Regions from separate parts of the Homo sapiens genome. Here region 1 is linked to region 2. Evidence: chromatin loops called from intact Hi-C (ENCODE). Cell type or tissue: PC-9. All regions are shown on one strand. Each heading gives the region's core, and the rest is flanking DNA. Links, peaks and the distances in the headings are about the cores only.

What was found. Hi-C counts contacts between places; a loop is a spot of excess contacts. Peaks named below come from ENCODE experiments on the same cell type or tissue, not always from the same donor. Only the 100,000 strongest peaks of a DNase experiment are listed, where the experiment ranks them.
Region 1: it touches region 2 in a loop (11-fold over the local background); 1 of 110 quality-filtered maps calls a loop at or near these places.

What each region holds. Positions count from the first base shown.
Region 1 is chr13:101,181,975-101,191,129 of GRCh38, forward strand. The region is part of intron 14 of NALCN (sodium leak channel, non-selective); the gene reads right to left. Among named protein-coding and RNA genes, the nearest start is that of NALCN, 230 kb to the right of the region's middle. In PC-9, for the core only: no CTCF peak of the experiment used is centred there; no DNase peak of the experiment used is centred there.
Region 2 is chr13:101,253,812-101,265,251 of GRCh38, forward strand. It overlaps NALCN (sodium leak channel, non-selective), which reads right to left. Exons shown (of 44, transcript NM_052867.4): 11 at 4,632-4,763. Among named protein-coding and RNA genes, the nearest start is that of NALCN, 160 kb to the right of the region's middle. RefSeq lists enhancers at 3,755-4,954, 4,285-4,344. In PC-9, for the core only: a CTCF peak has its summit at 4,654; a DNase peak (open chromatin) is centred at 4,510; H3K4me3 peaks cover 1,357 bases; H3K27ac peaks cover 2,278 bases.

The DNA of each region.
Region 1 (9,155 bases), core at 3,204-7,203, 71 kb before region 2:
TACAAAAAAATTAGCCGGGCGTGGTGGCGGGTGCCTGTAGTCCCAGTTACTCCGGAGGCTGAGGCAGGAGAATGGCGTGAACCCGGGAGGCGGAGCTTGCAGTGAGCCGAGATCGTGCCACTGCACTCCAGCCTGGGCAACAGAGCGAGACTCCATCTCAAAAAAAAAAAAAAAAAAAAAAAAGATATGTAATGTTTTCTTACATTGGTTAAACAAGAAACTGGTATATACTTTTTCCTTGGGATAAACAGAGAAAAGCCACCCTCAGAGCAGGACAGAGAGAGCCACGGCATGCCAGCTGCACTGACTCCTCAAGGCAGATGCATTTGATATTTGCTGTGGATAGGAGAAGGCAAGACTCCTAAAGGAAGAGCTTTGGCTTCTCTGGGAAAACGCTGCGTGACTTCACAACAGGAAGGCCCAAACTTAAAGAATTAGAACAAACTCTTGGGGAGGCAACAAATTTAAAAATAATATAATAAAGTTTGAAGTTTGCTTGAAAGTAGCATAAACCTAATTTTATTCAGCAAATATCTTTGTTTAGGCATCATTTTTCAATTAATTTGACAGTGGCATGACAAAAGCACAAACTTACAAAACAGAAACTGGTTCAAGATGTATGTGTGTGGTAGGGGGCTTGGGTTTCCGCTGAAGCCCTATTTGAATGTGGACTTTCAGATTGATCCTCATCAAACTGTCCCTGGCATGTAGGGCACTGTGATAAGGTGGCAACTGGCACTCCGGGTGAGAGATGACTGAAGTCTGACCCAAGGCTTTGGCTGTGTCTTTGCAATGGAAACAGAAGATTCAGGAGGTGCAGGGTGAGTCTGTAGCTGATTGCCAGGAGGTGAGAATGACTTTGCGGTTCTTTTCTCACAGACTCTAATAAGGTGACAATAAGCACTGCGATAAAGGGTAGAAGTGAAGGAAGAATGGCAGCTTGGTGTCCATCATATTTAATTTATGTTATCAATGATACAGTATTTTCCTACAAACCCAGTGCAATGTGGATTTGGACTGAAAGAGCAGGTCGACCTGGGTGTCAGACACTTGCCAACACATGGTATGGAAAGTCATGGGAGTGGGTGACAAGCCCTCATTCTGAAAGGAAGAACCATTTTTCAGTTCTCTGAGTGTTCTCATTTATTCTGTTTTTACAGAAAGCTGAGGTAATGCTCATTAGTAATCAGAACCCATTACAGCGATGTCTGCATATTACCTTCAGCTAATGTTTACCTACACTACCACATGTTGCTGTGCCAAAAGGTTTTTCTATAGCCACTAAATGTGATTTACAGGTTCATATTAAAACGGTATTGATGTAATAAAGGAATTTTACAGGGACTTGCCACATTAAATCACAGGAGTGTCATCATATGTATAAAACACTTTTACCTTTGTGTTTTGACTGTTCTAAATTATGCAACTAATTTGCTTTGCATTATTTATTTCTTAATATTTAGATTTATGTGATATTTCTATTGAGTGATTGATTGATTGATTGAGGCAGAGTCTCTCTCTGTCCCCCAGGCTGGAGTGCAGTGGTGCGATCTCAGCTCACTGCAACCTCTACCTCCCGGGTTCAAGTGGTTCTCCTGCTTCAGCCTCCGAAGTAGCTGGGATTTTAGGTGCCTGCCACCACACCAGGCTAATTTTTGTGTGTTTAGTAGACACAGGGTTTTACCATGTTGATCAGGCTGGTCTGGAATTCCCGACCTCAGGTGATCCACCCGCCTCGGCCTCCCAAAGTGCTGGGATTATAGGGGGAGCCACCACGCCTGGCCCGATATTTCAATTTATACTGCAGCAGGATATACTATGTCCCTATTTTTTTTTAATGATATAATTTCAGGGGAAAAAGGCTAATGACACCACCTTTCATCTCCTCTTGAACCCTGCTAAGTACATGTATGCTTTCAACACAGTGGTGTTTAGTTTGTACAATGCTGTAAAAAAGAAAGCCAAATATCTATTTTTTCATGCATTTACTATTTGGCACTTTTAACAGGTCTATAGCGTTTGATCATATTAATATGCAACACAGCATTTGTCCTACTGTGTAATATACAGCTGATGTATGTATCCACTTTTTAATTTTATGACCGATATTGATACATTATGAATCAGTGATGTCAATGAAAAAGTGGAGAATAACAATGTATTTCAGATATCTAATTCTTTATTTCCCTCAGATTATAATGCCCATTGCTAAGGTATGTTTAGCATTGACAATGCATTCAGTGTGGAAAATGCCACATTATCAGGCCTGCTGAAGTCTGGGAAGTCTCTCTCAGAATATTTATGAATGATATAATAGGATTTTGACCTTTCAGCTTAGTGGATTTCAAAAGCGTAATTTTCCAGGTTCAAACTGGTACCTGGACCAGGGTCTCACAGGCGTTTGATTTCTCTAATATTCTTTATGACGCTCCTCTTTCTCTAATACCTCCTCTTCCTTTTTCTCCTCTGAAACAGCCCAGATTCACCTCAGTTAATGCTGTGGTAGTTATTTGCTCTGTTTAAGTTTTATACATGTGACCACAGATATATTTATTTTTTTTCTATTTAACTACAATAAATTTCAGTCAAATTCAATAAATTACTGAAATAGTTGCATTTGCAAGTATAATTATTTCTTCCAATTTTGTTGTGATGCAGATCATTTTGTCCAACATAATGTAGTTCTCATTCCCTCGGAATAAGACTTTTGGATTAGCATGATTCAAACAGCTGAAAAGTATGATTTATTTTTGCAAGAGGGCAGCCTTGTCATTCACAATGGATTTTCTGGTTGAAAATTTCTCTCCCTGCAGCAACATATCCTATTTTACATTCTCTCTGACTCTGCAGATAGCCATGACCTTACCCTATATAGCTTTCCCTTTTCAGTTTTCTTTCTTTTTATAAAGTTTAATTTTATGATTTTTTTCCTTTTATATAGCTTAAAGATGTCCCTTTAGCTGAAATTTCACCTTTAATCTTATTTTCTTCTTTGCTGTGAACTTTATTAATAATTTCTTATCTTTAAATTATTTTGAAATATACACTAGAAACACAGCAGGAATCAATGTCCCACACTCTTGTGTTTTTCTTTTCCTGTTTACCATTTATAATCACCCTATCCTAAGCTGTCTTGCCGCCTGTGGTATGAAACAATTTCACTTTTTATATGGGTCAACAAAAAGTCAAATGTAATCAGCGCAGTGTAAAATGGGATACGTTCAACACAGATGCACTTTTAAATGAATTCTATACAATCAAGTTATTTAATTTACACTTTGGAATGCCCATTTGTGTCAGCAAAATATGACTATTCTCAGCAAGCTGCCACTACCGAGGCAAAATCAAGAGATTGCTGTGTTAATTTCAGCACTTCAAAGGTAACAAAAAGACTACCCACAATGAACGCTTAATTACATTTTCTTTCTTTTCAGTATTCACATCACAGGGCTTTCCTTTGAAACAGTAATAGACAGAAAAACATTGCAGGAAAAATGGAGTCTTTCAACTTGTTAGGTCTTCCATAGTCCCTATCCCCAAATCATTGGCAAAGATGGGGAAAAAGATGAATTTAACAAGCATTCAATAAACTGCAATCAGTCAGGACAGAAATACAGAATACATACCTGGCGGAAGAGAGAGATGTTTGAAAGGGACAATACATGGAGGTTATGAATATGCATTTGCTATATACTTCAGCTTGATTTTCATTGTGGGCTGAAAATTGGTGCCCCCAGGGGTGATGAAATAGCCTGCTGTTCTTTATTCCAGAACAAGCTGCAACCACACATTTTATTTTTCGCTGCTTGGCACATGCCTGTCCCTGGGAAGACTAAATCAGGAACTCATCAAGTTGTATGGCACCACTGTTCGGTGTGAACAAAAGACACATCAGAGCTTGTATGTTTACACAGACTACTTTTTTTTTCCCTTCTCACCCATTTGGGTTAAAATGCGTTGTAGCATTTTGTAAAAGGAAACATACAATTAAACAAAAATGCTCATTTTAAGGTAAGTTCAGCTCTGAAGACAGGCTTATGGAATATTTTAACTTGTGAAGTTTAGTTTTTAGGGGCATGCAATGTGTGTGTAACACAGACCTGTCACCCTCACGCATGTGTTTATATGTTAGCCCACAGACTATCTCCAGCTGTTTCACTGCCACTACTTTTGATATTTCTCATAAGGCAGATTGGGAACAACTGGGAAGCAGATGTTTATTGATCACATAGCAAGTAGCAATGTACACATGCCTCTCTTACCATTTGCATCTTTAGGCCTTGGAACCACTGGTTTTATTTGTTTGTTGGTTAGCCTGTCTGTGTTCGTTATTGCTAATTTCCAATTATTTGTAGCCCCTAAGAGGACATGAATTAAGCTCTTTCCCACTTTGGCCAGGACGTAGGTTAGTACCTGCACGTGGTAGTAGAGGTTCAGTAAAACTGTATCAAATCAAATTGAACTCACTTCATAAAGCCCATTACAGTAACTGTTAGTCTAAGGGTACAAAGGAAAAGAGAAACAACTGCTGACCATGTTTTAAGCAAAATTTTTTGTGAACTGGGGAAGTGACTTCAGTATTAGACTTTTTTTGGGTAGTATAGAAGTGATAATCTTTGTTTTAATTTAGTTATATAGTGTTTCCTTTTATTAAATTATATATCATTTAAAAAATAATTTAGAAATTTAAAAGTTTGAACAGTTTACCTTTTTTGTGTTAGACTTCATAATCAGATAAATCAAATAAATATTCTAAACCTTGCAGTTTCTCATATAAATCTGAGAAAAATTGATTTGAGTTTTATTTAAACAGTATATTTCATCTAGCTTATGCTATATCTAACTAGTAAGTAGAGATGAGCTAAAGACTTAAAGGTGAAAAGCAAAAATTGTAAACAATTAGAAGAAGATATAGGAGAATATTTGTATTACCTCAGGTGGGAAAGAATTCCTTAAGCATGAGGTCAAAATAAATACAGACCATCAGTGAAAAACCGATAGTTTTGACCTAATTTGATCATTCCACAATGTATGCATGTATCAAAACATCACGTTGTACCCCATAAATACAGTAGGCCCCCCCCTTATCCACTGTCTCACTTTCTGTAGTTTCAGTTCCCTGTGGTCAGCCACAGCCTGAAAATATTAAGACATTTTGAAAAGGAGAGATGGAGACAGAGAGAGAATGCGTATTCACATAACTTTTATTACAGTATATTGTCATAACTGTTCTATTTTGTTATTATTGTTGTTGATTTCTTACTATGCCTCATTTACAAATTAAACTTTATCAAAGTTATGTATGTATAATAAAACACATAGTATATATAGGGTTCTGTACTATCCATGGTTTCAGGTATCTACTGGGAATCTTGGAAAGTTTCCCTTGGGGACAAAGGAGGACTACTATATATACAATTATTATTTGTTAACTAAAAATGAAATAAAAATATATAGAATGTCAAAAGACATCACAGACAAACTGGAAGACAAAATACTGCCTAAGAGAGGATATTCGCAACACATGTAATAGTCAAGAGATTAATATCCAACAAATATCCAATAAATGAGTTAAGACAAATTTGTTTTTAGGAAAATAGGTAAAGCAAACAATTGAGTCACAAAAAAGATGGTCAATAAACATAGTAAGAGGTGCTCCCTTATTAATAATTATGGAAATGCAAAAATGCAAGCCCAATTGATACCAGTGTTCACTCATAAGATTGCCAAAACCTCACATGTCAAACAATGTGACGTCTAAGTGAGAGTGTAAGAACACAGGAATTCTCAACTATTGCACTTGGGAGGGTAAATTAGCACAATTTATCTATAGAGCAGGAGTCCACAGTGTTTTCTTAAAGGTCCAGACAGTAAACATTTTAGACGTTGAGGGTCATGAGGCAATACTGAGGATATTCTGTGGGTACCTGTATAACCACTAAATTATAGAAACCATTTTTAGCTCACAGGTTGTATAATACAGGTGGTGGGCTGGATTTGGTATCTGGGCTTGCAGGTCCCTAGTATAGAGCAATTTGGGCAGTACCTAAGATCTAAGCATTCTACTTTTGGACATATATCCTAGAGAAATTCACATAAGTGGGCACGATACATAAATGTATTGCAGCATTATAAAAGTACAACTTTGGAAAACAGCCTAAATAGCCATCAGAAAGGGAACTGATAAACAAATATGGCATATTCACAGTCCGCGGAGTACCATACGGCTCTCTATAACAATGACCAAATTAGCTTCATGTGGAGTAAGATAAAAAGATCTCAGAAAAAAATAGCCAGTGAAAAATTTAACTGCAGAATATATGTTGAGTTTGATACCATTTGTTCTAAAAATTGCTGCCACAAATAATTGATAAGGAGGGAAACACATGACCATGTATAACTTGGCCCCAGCATGGACTTATAGGGAGAGAAGTATGTATTACCAGACCACTCCCCTAGGGATGGCCATCAGTTGACTGGAGCAGTGCTTTGCAAACTAAGAAAACTTAATATTAATCTTCAGAATTTTGGGCATAAAATGTATTTAGATGGTAACCTTAAGTTTAAAATACTATATGTATACATATATATACACACACATATATATACATATATACACACACATATATATACATATATACACACATATATACATATATACACATATATACACACACACACGTGTGTGTGTGTGTCTGTGTGTGTGTATATATATATATATTTTTTTGAGATGGAGTTTCACTGTTGTTGCCCAGGCTGGGGTACAACAGCATGATCTCGGCTCACTGCAACCCCCACCTCCCAGATTCAAGTGATTCTCCCCTGCCTCAGTATCCTGAGTAGCTGGGCTTACAGGTGCTCACCACCATGCCTGGCTAATATTTTGTATTTTTAGTAGAGATAGGGTTTCACCATGTTGGCCAGGCTGATCTTTAACTCCTGACCTCAGGTGATCCACCTGCCTCAGCCTCCCAAAGTGCTGGGATTACAGGCGTGAGCCACCGTGCTGGCCATAAATACTATATTTTTAATGGATGCATATATGTGTGGGAAACCTCTGCATTTCATTGATTTTAAGATGCACATTTACTTTCACCTTTTAAAAACTCTGAAGTAGGGATGCCCCTTATCCTCTATGTGTATAGTTTAATTGTTTTTCTCTTTAGTGTTACACAAACTGAGTCTTCTACTGAATGACAGAATGTTAAATTTAGTGAAATATGTTCTAAAAATTGGAAAATGAATTTATATTAAAATTATCAGAGTCATTGCCTGGGAGAAGAGGTATAGGGAAGGAGAGAAAGAAGAAGAATGGAAATTAATTCAGGAAGGGGCATAAATGATACCCTAATAAATGATACTTGCATAAATTAAAAATATCTGAACATAATATAAATTTAACATTTATTAATATATGGCTTTAAATGCACAAACCGTCTTATCTACATTTAAAGGGGCTCAGTGCTGGTGCTCTAAAACATCCTCAGAAATACAGGGTTAACTCGCAGATACATGACAACCTTGGAAACTGGGTGTATTGTGAATTATTATCCTCACTTTCCGATACAAACAACAGAGAGATCAGGGAAGTTATGTGAGTCTTCAGAAATCAGATATCGAGTGACCAGCAGAGCTAGAACCTGAATCTGGATTTTTGCCTTCCAATTTCATAGTCTTGTACGACACCACATTTACCAAACTGTTCTCGTTAACATGTAGACTTCTGAATTCTCAATTGCCTTACAGACTTTTAAAAAGTGTGAATAAAAGAACAAGTTATTTCAATTTTCAGTTTTAACTTATAACTGTTGTTTGAAAATTGCAATAAAAAAGTTAGAACAGATGTTTTGGGTAGATACTTAAATCAGTAAGTGGAAAGAGTAGAATTAGAGATTGGTTTTCATCTTGTGCTCTGTGGATTCCTAAAGCCTCAGGTGAACCCCAGGAGTCCTTGGATGAACTTTAAGTGATCTATAACCAATGCCATATTTTAGCCCATAAAGAAGATTTAGATTGCCCAAGAAGGCTATATACCAGTTTTAATATTTTATTTTATTATATTAGTGACCCCAGTAGAATTTTCACTTGAAAAAATATTACTTTACTAAATAATGTAATAGGCTAGTTTTTTCTTCCAGCTTTCATTTTTTGTGTCCCTGATTTAAGAATCAAACATATATCTGAGTGTGAAACATTTTCAGTGAGGAAAGTAAACCATTTTGTTGCTTTATTAGGAAAACGATTAGGTTGATTACTATAAAATAATTAGATTGATATTCCCTGACATAGATGATTTCAATGAAATCTATCCTGCATTTAACCCACAATCAACAGTCTGAGCAATTCCATAGTTTTAGAGTAACTTAAACACAAGTAGCTTAATAAACTTAGTTGAACGCATAAATGATGTGTAAATGAATGGATGAATGAATAAATGGCACAGGCTTAAAGGTCCTGGAAGGGAAGATGCAAAGACCCCAGGGCTAAGTGTTGTGCAAACACCAGCACAGCCAGATTCAGCTTTGCAAGCCAGGCTTCCATTCCTATTGCACAATGTTCCTATCTTTCGCGTAACTTTTAAAAGTCAACTCCATGTATAAAAAGGCCAAAACTATGTCTATGTAGTTCTACTGTTTGAGCCCATGACTTCACACCATGTAACAATGAATTCTCATTAACTTTTTGGTGGACATGTCTTAGTTTTGAAAGCCTCTGTCTGTCTATAGCAAACACAACTTCTAAGTTATATCTAGTTTATCAAGGACTTATTTCATTCATAGATATTTAGAATTAAAACTGACCTTAGAGATTATATGTAATTTGTTTGATGTGAGTGATTCTTTGGCAGAAGTTTGATTTGACAAAGACATTTTTTCAGACAACTTTAAACTTCATTATCCAGGGAAGCAATAATAATTAGCTGCAAGACTAAGGACCAAATCTAGATCAGACAGACCTGGGAACACTCTGGTCATATTTACATTCCATGTGACATCAGATAAATTACTAAACTCTTCTGAGTATCAGTTTTATCATCTGTTAACTGGGAATACTATCTAATCGGGTGTTCCAAAGATTAGCAATAATATTGTAAGATATTTTGTAACTGTAAGACATATTGCCAAAAACAATAGTAGCAGTTGTATTTATTTCTT
Region 2 (11,440 bases), core at 2,790-6,789:
ACAGAGAGAGGGTGGTCTACAAAAGGCAAAATGTTTACTATCTGGGTCTGCAAGAAAGAGTTTGCCAAACCCTGGCCTAAACTCAAGACATCTTTATAAACTTTATAAAAATAGAATATATTATGAAAAAGTAAGTTTAATTAAAGTGACTTTTTCACATTCATTTGAAACAAATCACTTTGTCTCATGTATAAGTTTCTGATACAAAGAGAAATGGCAATGTAATCTGAATAAAAACGAAACATACTTGGGGAAAGTCAAACACACAAAATCAAAAACAGAGTGGAACGGCCAGGAGTGATGGCTCACGCCTGTAATTCCAGCACTCTGGGAGGTCAAGATGGATGGATCGCTCGAGCCCAGGAGTTTGAGACCAGCCTGGCTAACATGGCGAAACCCCATCTCTACTAGAAATACAAAAATTAGCTGGGTGTGCCTGTTATCCCAGCTTCTTGGGATGCTAAGGCAAGAGAACCACTGGAACTTGGGAGGCAGAGGTTGCAGGGAGCCGAGATGGTGCCACTGCACTCTAGCCTGAGCAACAGAGTGGGACTGTCTCAAAAAAAAAAAAAAAAAAAAAAGGAGACAAAAACAACAACAAAAAAACCCCAAAACCTAGAGTGGAACAAATTCAGAATGCTTAAGTAGTTCAAGAGTACACTGATGGGGTCTATCTGGTTGTTTAAGTCAACAAAATCACCACTACCTAGTTTATTTATTTATTTATTTTTCCAGGATTTCAAGTTAGTTTTTAGCTGGTTAACTGATTTGCCGCTTTGTTAAGAATGAATGACATGTGGCCGGGCGCGGTGGCTCACGCCTGTAATCCCAGCACTTTGGGAGGCCGAGGCGGGCGGATCACGAGGTCAGGAGATCGAGACCATCCCGGCTAAAACGGTGAAACCCCGTCTCTACTAAAAATACAAAAAATTAGCCGGGCGTAGTGGCGGGCGCCTGTAGTCCCAGCTACTTGGGAGGCTGAGGCAGGAGAATGGCGTGAACCCGGGAGGCGGAGCTTGCAGTGAGCCGAGATCCCGCCACTGCACTCCAGCCTGGGCGACAGAGCGAGACTCTGTCTCAAAAAAAAAAAAAAAAAAAAAAAGAATGAATGACATGTTAAAAGCTGCATTCATGTAATGTACCAATGTGATGAACTTGGGAATAAGTGTACCCCTGTGAAACCATTACCATCAATGCCATTGACATATCCACCACCTCTCAAAGTTTCCTCCCACACCCTTTCTTATTATTATTGTCAGGGGACAACAATTATTGGACACATAATATATACTGAATTCCACCATCCAATCCTGTCTGTCTGTTGTTGAGGTTGTTTTTATTTTTAATATTATATAAAAAAGAAAAAAGACAAGGATTTACCAACTACCCCTGGACTCTACAATACACTTAAATAGTAACCAGTCAACTCTACAACATTCAATTATTTGACATTTTGTTGGAATTTCTTAAGGTATGAGGATAAATCATCTACCATACATAAACACATTAGGAAAGGATCAATTCTGTACATGAAAAAGTTAGGTAAAATTTACTAAAGAATTCCCTTCCCTGCTGTTGCCAGTGTGGAGGGCCTATTCACTTATGCTCCAGGACTGATTTAGTGTGACCACCTGCCCACCCTGTGCTAGATCACAAAAGCAATGTTACTGTAATCTCTAATGTCAAGATTCCCTCAGGAGCAGATGCAGATTCCTCCTCCCAGAGAGATAAGCATAACTGTAATCTCTTGTGGTCATTTCTGCTTTTGTTTCCTGGCATTTTTGCCAGCAAATCTTTACCTACTGATGCTATTACTCTTGTATCATTCTTCTGTCTCATCGATCTTCCCACTTCTCCCTCCTCAGAGCCTTGAACTAATCTTTGAGTCTCTCCTACGTTAAATAATGTCCTCTACATTATCAATCTCTGTTCCCAGAATCTACTTTCTGTCTGTGCCTCAACTGATTCTCTCTCAAATACATGAGTTACCCCTGCAGCCCTTTCCAGCCCTTTCTAGTAGAACATGTAGACGAGGAAGAGGTGCCCATCCATTACTCCTTGATACTCCTTTGCAACGTATTCCATGAGGTTAAACCATGCTGTCACCCACTCTCCCTGTAGCTGTCTTCTGTCCTTCTGTCAATCTGTTCATCAGTCACTCGCTCATTCCCCGTGACTTTGCTCCCTGACTCCACTCTTCTCTCCAAGAACTGGCCTCACTCTGAGTGACTTCAATGTCCATGTGAAGACTCAGCCAGCGCCTTAGCTTCAACAGTCGTTTCCATTTCTGCCTTGACTCCATCAATATGTTTAAGCCACCCACATTCACGTGACACCCTAGATTTTATATTTCATTACTTAGAATTACCCTGGAATTGTAAAATCCTGGACTCCACTCTCTGATCATAACCTCTTCTGGTTCTATTATTCCATCACTTTGGTGGTACCCGTCCTTTAACCATATAGAGACCATTGATCCTTCACCTTCACTCCTCCATTCTCCTCCCATTTCCACATCCAACAGAAACCACAGGGTCATCATTTCAACTCCTTTGCCAGCAATCCATCTTTTCCCCTTGTTTCTCAGTTCCCCTAACCTGAAAAAAATCCCTAAAGGTGGATTGATTTAAATGTTGCTTTTCCCTCTTCTTATACAGGGCTAAAAAGTCGCAGAGCTATCTGAATTGGTATCACTGTAAATCCATAGTCCTAAATGGATCTTTAATGTTGCATTTGCTGTATTGTTAATTTTTTGCCTAACCCCAGGCACCTCTTCCCTCTCCCCTTTCTTTGCCAACTTCCCACTTCACTGTCTCATCATCTGGCTGGATGCAGACCTTGCTTCCTACTTCCTGGGAAAAACAGAAATAACTTGATGAGGCTTCCTTCATTGTTCTTTCCCTGTGTTAGAAATTTACCTGCAAATATTAGTATCAGTCTAGGCTTCTTTCTGCTTTTTTTTTTTTTTTTGAGATGGAGTCTCACTCTGTCACCCTGGCTGGAATTCAGTGGTGCGCTCTTGGCTCACTGCAACCTCCGCCTCCCAGGTTCAAGTGATTCTCCTGCCTCAGCCTCCAGAGTAGCTGGGATTACAGGTGCCCGACACTACACCCAGCTAATTTTTTGTATTTTTAGTATAGATGGGGTTTCACCATGTTGGCCAGGCTTGTCTCGAACTCCTGACCTCGTGATCCACCCGCCTTGGCCTCCCAAAGTTCTGGGATTACGGGCGTAAGCCACCATACCCGACCTTCTCTCTGCTTTTATTGACAATCCATTCATCGTGTGCTGGATTTTCAGCAAAATTATACCTATTTTTCAGAGGCTGGGCTGGATATAATTTCTTCATCAGCCCCTGTCATTAGTTCTCCATAGCACAAAACTCTTATTGTTTATTGTTTTTTTTTTTTTTTTTTGCTAGATTGTAAGCTCCATATACCAGGTGGCCATTGGGCAAATGTTGCATCACAGAGACTGTAGCCCAGTAAAAGTTTTGTATTAACGGTATTTTGTTTCAGGAGACATACTTCCATGAAGAGGAGAATTCAGAAGCGACTACTTAAAAGTTTCTTGATATCCACGTAGATGTCTATGCTCGTTAGGTACATGCAATCAATTCTTTTTCAGAAAAGCTTGTGCGTGGGTAGACTAAATTTTTATTAACCAAATCAATTTTTAAATGTACTGAGAGAATTCTAGGAATGTAATAACACTTAATTATATGGCAAATTGATTTTTTTTATGTGAAAAATGCTTTGGTAAAAATAATAAAATTGTGACTTTTTTCTGTCTTTTCAGTTTACTTTTTCATAGGTTGGATTTATTGAAGCGTTGTACAACTGTGTATGTATACCTCACTCACACAATGAATGGGTTTCTACGTTGTCAATCAATTTTTTTGTAAATATGTAACCATTGAATTCTGAGATATATTTTAGGTAAGTTTTTACATTAAAAAAACAAAGATCTTGGAAAATTATTAAAATGCTTTAATATAAATGCAAAATGCTTATTGAAAGAAATAAAAATTAAAATATTTTAAGAATCAGGTATTAACAAAATTACCTTATCAATAGGAAGTACTATTCCAAAACTGTAATATGATATGTAGAGTGCTAGGGAGATGCTTATTTAATCATGAAACCTACCTTTAATTGGTGTCTTTAATGTAGGTTGTAACACCCGTTTCTAGAGGAGTAATTTATCATTACCATCTCTCTATATGTCCTTCCAGCCCTCTTCTACGTATTGCTGAGCTGACCAGCTTATTTATGATCTTCTGAATCTGTGCCTGCTTGTACTTAGTAGGAAACAAACTAATGTACGCTGAGAAAGGGAGAGATAATAAGAGGTGGATAGGAAAACAGCAAGATTCTAGAGTAAGACCCAGGGGAAAAGGGTTACCCTGGCAACGTGACATACTGTGAGGAAGATGACTCAGGCCCGCGGTGACAGGAAATGAATCAGGCCACACTGTGACCAGAGGAACCACTTAAGAAGCAGACAATGATTCAGCTTTGGTGAAAGTCAAGTAATGAACAGGCTACACTTCACTTTTGCATCTCTAAGAGGCACTGTCCGCGGTTCACCTGCTCCTTGCCCAGCGATCTGCACGGTGGAGAGCTGCTTACCTCCGCCAGGTAGAACTCGTCGTACTGCCTCCTGAAGTTTTCTCCTTTGTAGTAGTTGCTAGCCGCCACGATCACGTCCACGGTCACCATGCTCAGGATGAACATGTGGAAAACGGATGACCGCATCATTTTCTGAGGGGGCGAAACAGACAGACTCTTAACAAAGAAATAAACCTCATGATTAAGTGTAATTGACTTAGTCCTTGGCTGACAGCACCTTTGTGATGTGCTGCTATGCAAAACAGGGCTTCCAAGATAAAGCCATCCATGTCCCACACTGCTGAACTGGGCAGGCAAGGGAACCTTTCTTTCAGGCAGCTAAACAGTGACTAGGAAGATGGTTTCAGAGACTTTTGACTAAAAATGGAAAACATATATCATTTGTGTATGGCTTGCATCTTAATTTTTAATTGGTTGGTTGGGTAGTATTTATCCTTAATTCTGACTGTATGGATAAATGGCTTTTAAAAAGCTAGTAACACAAAACAAGTATTTCTTTATTCTGTGTTTAGGGAGAATACTGCAGATGAAAATATTTTAGAGATGATTATTATACAACTGGAAAAGTAAGAGAAACCTGAGATTTATTTTTTACTTATTACTTCCATAAATATTTGTTGAAAATTTTACTACAACTTCTAGTAAGTGACATGTACATCATACTTGCTCTCTACCTGGAGTTTTTCTAGGTGCTTTACATAAATTAACTCATAACAGCCCTAGGAACCTATTCTAATAAGGAAACTGAGGCTCAAAGAGGTTAAGTAACTTTCCCACTGTCAAACAGGGATTGAAGATGGACTCAATACTGGAACCCAAGTCTGGTCCAAGTCTACTGCCTACATTAAGATAAAGATAATTAAACATTAAAAAATAATGAGTATTATTTATTATTATTATTATTATTTTGAGAAAGAGTCTCGCTCTCTCGCCCAGGCTAGAGTGCAGTGGCGTGATCTTGGCTCACTGCAAGCTCTGCTTCCTGGATTCACGTCATTCTCCGGCTTCAGCCTCCCGAGTAGCTGGGACTACAGGCGCCCGCCACCACGTCTGGCTAATTTTTTTGTATTTTTAGTAGAGACAGGGTTTCACCACGTTAGCCAGGATGGTCTCGATCTTCTGACCTCATGATCCGCCCGCCTCGGCCTCCCAAAGTGTTGGGATTACAGGCATGAGCCACCATGCCTGGCCATAATGAGTATTATTATAAAGGTTATCATGTATTAAACGGTTACTATGTTCCAGGCCATATTATTCACATTAAAAATATTTGTGGGTACATAGTAAGTGTATATATATATATATATATACACACACACATAAATATATATATATACACATATATATTTATGGAGTACACAAGATGTTTTGATACAGGCATGCAATGGGGAATAAGCATATCATGGAGAATGGGGTATCCTTTGAGTTACAAATGATTATGTTACACTCTTTAAGTTATTTTAAAATGTACAGTTATTATTATTGACTGCAGTCACTGTATTATGCTAGCAAATAGTAGGTCTTATCTATTCTTTCTATTTTTTTTGTTCCCATTAACCATCCCTGCCTCCCCCCGTCCCCCCAGTACCCATCTCAGCCTCTGGCAACCAATCTCTACTCTCTATGTCCATGAGTTTGATTATCTTGATTTTGTGATCCCACAAATAAGTGAGAACATGTGATGTTTGTCTTTCTGTGCCTGGCTTATTTCGCTTAACATAATGATCTCCAGTTCCATCCATGTTGTTACAAATGACTGGATCTTGTTCTTTACTATGGTTGAATAGTGCTCCATTACGCATATGTACTGTATTTTCTTTATCTATTCGTCTGTTGATGGACACTTAGGTTGCTTCCAAATCTTATTGCAAACAGTGCTGCAGCAAACATGGGAGTGAAGATTTCTCTTAGATATACTTATTTCCTTTCTTTTGGGTATATGCCCAGCAGTGGGATTGCTAAATTACAGCAGCTCAATTTTTAGTTTTTTGAGGAATGTTCAAACTGTTCTCCATAGTGATTGTACTAATTTACCTTCCCACCAACAGTGTAGAAGGGTTCCCTTTTCTTCGCATCCTCACCAGCATTTATTATTGCCTGACTTTTGAATATAAACCATTTTAACTGGGGTGATATGATGTCTCATTGTAGTTTTCATTTGCATTTCTCTGATGATCAATGATGTTGAACACCTTTTCATATGCCTGTTTGTGTCATTTGTATGTCTTCTTTTGAGAAATGTCTATTCAAATCTTTTGCCCATTTTTTGATCAGATTATTAGATTTTTCCTATAGAGTTGTTTCAGGTCCTTATATATTCTGGTTATTAATCCTTTGTCAGAGGGGTAGTTTGCAAATATTTTCTCTAATTCTGTGTGTTGTCTCTTCACTTTGTTAATTGTATCTTTTGCTGTGCAGAAGCTTTGTAACTTGATGTAATCCCATTTGTCCATTTTTGCTTTGGTTGCCGGTGCTTATGGGGGTATTGCTCATAAAATCTTTGCCCAGTCCAATGTCCTGGAGATTTTCCCCAGTGTTTTCTTGTAGTAATTTCATAGTTTGAGGTCATAGCTTTAAGTCTTTAATCCATTTTGATGTGATTTTTGTACCTTACAGAGATAGGGGTTAGTTTCATTCTTCTGCATATGGATGTCCAGGACCATTTATTGAAGGAACTCTCTTTTCCCCAGTGTATGTTCTTGGCACCTTTGTTAAAAATGAGTTCACTGTAGGTGTGTGGATTTCCTTCTGGGTTCTCTATTCTGTTTCGTTGGTCTATGTGTCTGTTTTTATGGCAGTACCACGGCGTTTTGATTACTGTAGCTTTGAATTATAAATTGAAGTCAGGTAATGTGATTCCCCCAGCTTTGTTCAATTTGTTTAGGATAGATTTGGCTCTTCTGTGGTTTCATATAATTTTAGAATTTTTTTCTATTTCTGTGAAGAATATCATTGGTATTTTGATAAGGATTCAATTGCATCTGTAGACTGCTTTGGGTAGTATGAACATTTTAACAATATTGATTCTTCCAATCCATGAATATGGAATATTTTTCCATTTTTGGTGTCCTCTTCGATTTCTTTCATCACTGTTTGATAGTGTTCATTATGGAGATCCTTCAATTTTTTGGTTAATTGCAAGGAATTTTATTTTATTTGTAGCTACCGTAAATGGGATTACTTTCTTGATTTCTTTTTCACACTGTTTGCTGTTGGCTTATAGAAATGCTACTAATTTTTGTATGTTGATTTTGTATCCTGCAACATTACTAGGTTTGTTCATCAGTTCTTATAGTTTCCTTGTGGAGTCTTTAGGTTTTTCCAAATATAAGATCATATCATCTGCAAACAAGGATAATTTGACTTCTTCCGTTCCAATTTGGATGCCCTTTAATCTTTCTCTTGTCCTATTTTTCTAGCTGGGACTTCCAGTACTATGTTGAATAACAGAGGTGATAGTGGGCATCCTTGTCATGTTGCAGGTATTAGAGGAAAGGCTTTTCAGATTTTCCCCATTCAGTATGATACTAGCTGTGGGTCTGTCATATATAGCTTTTATTATGTTGATGTATGTTCCTTCTATCCCCAGTTTTGCTGAGGGGTTTTACCATGAAGAGATGTTGAATTTTGCCAAATGCTTTTTTAGCATGAATTGAAATGATCATATAGCTTTTATCCTTCATTCTGTTGATAGGATGTATCACATTCATTTATTTGCATATGTTGAATCATCCTTGTATCCCAGGGATAAATCCGACTTGGTCATAATCCACATTATTCAAATGTTATTTGTTTTATCTACTTTAATATCCACCATAGCTCTATATGGTGAGATATATTACTCACATTTCACACAGTTCAGAGAGACTAAGTCATTTTACCCTAGTCTATTTAAAGTCCATTCTGGGGCCCGCTGCCCACTGTGGGGTAGAGAATACTTAAATGGAGAGAGTGGAGGCTGAAGGCCCTGGGCAGCAGAAAGAGGAGAGAGAAGCAGACCTATGGAAAGGAACTGAGCACAAACAACACACCACTGAGCCACATCTGCCCAGGGACTAGCGCCACCACACATCCTCTTTCTGAGGTTTCATTTCTTCTGGGTATTTATTAACACATGCCCTTACTGTCTGGTCTGACCTGAGAATCCTTTAGTCCTTGCAGCTCAAAGAGCTATTTTCCTTAGCTGTGGATTTATGTCTTAAGCAAACTGTTATTACTAAAATGGGGTAAGAGAACAAGAACTGCCTCTTCTGAGCACTGCCAATGTCTCCATGACTCTATGTATGTGTTTCATGGGGTCTTCCTTATCCTACATCAGGTGCTCTGGGCCAAACTGCCTGGAGCCGTAACTCCACCACTTACTGGCACTGTGGCCCCAGGGGAGTTACTTAAACCTCTGTTTTCTCATTGATAAAGTGGAGAAAATAGTACCTACTCCAAAGACTTGTTATTAATTTTAAATGAGTCAATATATGTAAAGGGCTTAGAACAGTGATTACACTTACAAATATTCTACAAAGGTTTACAGAAAAAAGGAATGCAATTTTGTGAATCAAGCATTTTTCTGTTCGGGAATGAGAAATTAATTACCCGAGGTTGAAGAATTAATTATGTTGCATATCAGACTCAGCCCATAGTCTAGTGAGGTAAGTAACATTGATAAGGATCTAATAATTTGAGACATGCCAGTGACATCGGGAAAGTAGACTTTTATTAAGGCTTCCTGTCACCGTGGCTATTGATGCATATCCGTTTCCCTTTGACTTTATTTTACAGGTAATACAAAAATCAAATTCCAGAGCTGCCAATCAACATGTTTATATGCACATCAATTTACTTGCAGAAATGACTGACCTTCATAACACAGATAGGCAAATCATCTGGCACATTTCTATGCTCATTAAAATTTTTATTGTTATTTAGTCTTTCTTGCATTGTGAGAGTTAAATTCCATTACTATTATTCCTTTTCTATACTCCTTTCAGCATAATGTTCTATTAGAAATATTTCTGCTGATTTCCATTTCATCTGCATGGCAGAAAAGCCACAACTTTCTTTTTCTATTTTCCTTAGCTGTGGATTTATGTCTTAAGTAAACTGTTATTACTGAAAGATCCAAACAAAGCTTTTAGCCATGGCTGTCAGGAAACTTTTAAATTGGTTTTGTAACTGTCACAGCTTCACTTTGGTGCTGTCATTATAATTAGGTTGTTTTTTGTCTGAATGTCTACATGTCCCTGTTGGTTCAGAGTTATTAAAATAATCACTTACAATGGATTTTGATACACTATAATCACCATTGCTTAGCTGACTTTCTCCAAAGCAGTAACTTTCAAATATTAAATAAGAATTAAGGTGATAAATATGTGCAGTACCTACATTTAAATATTAAAATCAGTAACTCCAGCTTTAAAGTTAGAGCTAGTGGCATGGCCCACTTCAACTCAATTCACTTCAGCCAGTGCTTGAAACTGGCTATCAGTTTCTTTAATGTAAAAAGGCTGATGACATTACATTTAGATTCATCCTTGTATCTACAGGAAAGTCCAAATTTATACTTTTCAATTTTTTATTTTCTAATAAAAATTAATATAAAGGAAAATGTTAAAGCTGAGTCAGTACCACAAAATATTATATGACTTGAGGTCTTCACAATTGCATTATTTAATATGGATGCATGATCTATCCCTCTACCTATCTATGTAGACAGATGAACACATACATCTCTAGTATATGTGTATGTGAGTACATACATATGTGGATTCACATATGTGTGTGCATATTCTTTTTTATTTATATATTTTAATATAAGGTCCTTCAGACTCCACATACACATTTGATTTTTTAAAGTTTCCTTTAATTGCAATGTCATTTTGGTTTACATTTTTTAAAAGCAGAGGAGTTTTGGATATGTTTTTAGTTTGGCTTTGATCCAAAAATTACTTATCTGTGTATATGACAGCTGGAATTTTCAAAATACAAAGAGTCTATACTAGATTAATCCCCAAGGCAGCATTATCTGTCAGGAATGAGCATTGTTACTCAAAGTGTGGTCCCTGGACCAGCAGCAACCTGGAAGCAATTATTAAGAATGCAGGATCTCAGGCCCCATCCCAGGCCTACTGAATCAGAATCTGTATCTTTAACACGGTTCCCAGGTGATTCGTGAGCATGTTGAATTTTGAGAAGCACTGTTGTAGGGGATACTCCTTAATAGCAGGCTGCACTGGGTGACCTATAAGATTATTTGCAACTTCACAGTTTCATGATTCTAAAAGTCTATAATGACTAGAATAGAATACCACAGATGCTGGCTGGAATGTAATATGTTGGACTACACTAACATAAAAATGGCTGCCAACCTTGTCCCCATACCCCAACTCCATGGTCAAAAATCAACTAAATCTGTTTGGCTTCATAAAAACAAAAGCATGTGTTAGTTTTGCAACCATTTGGAGGCATTATAAAGACATCATTACAGACTCTCATAAAGTTAAGAAATGCAAATGCAGGTGGCCTCCAGGATGTGAAAAAAGCAAGGAAGCCATTTCTTCTCCAGAGTCTCCCAAAGCAATGCAGCCTTGTTGATACCTTGTGTTTAGCCTAAGGAAGTCCATTTTGGACTTCTAACTGCAGAGTTCTAAGAGAATACATGTGTGTGGTTTTAAGTCACTGAATTTGTGGTTATTTGTTACAGCAGCAACAGGAAACTAACACAGCATTGTCAACGATTTTGACAGACACCAGCTCAAACTGTCTTGTATACCAGCTCAAATCACCTTCTATGAAACATGATTGTATAAAAGTGC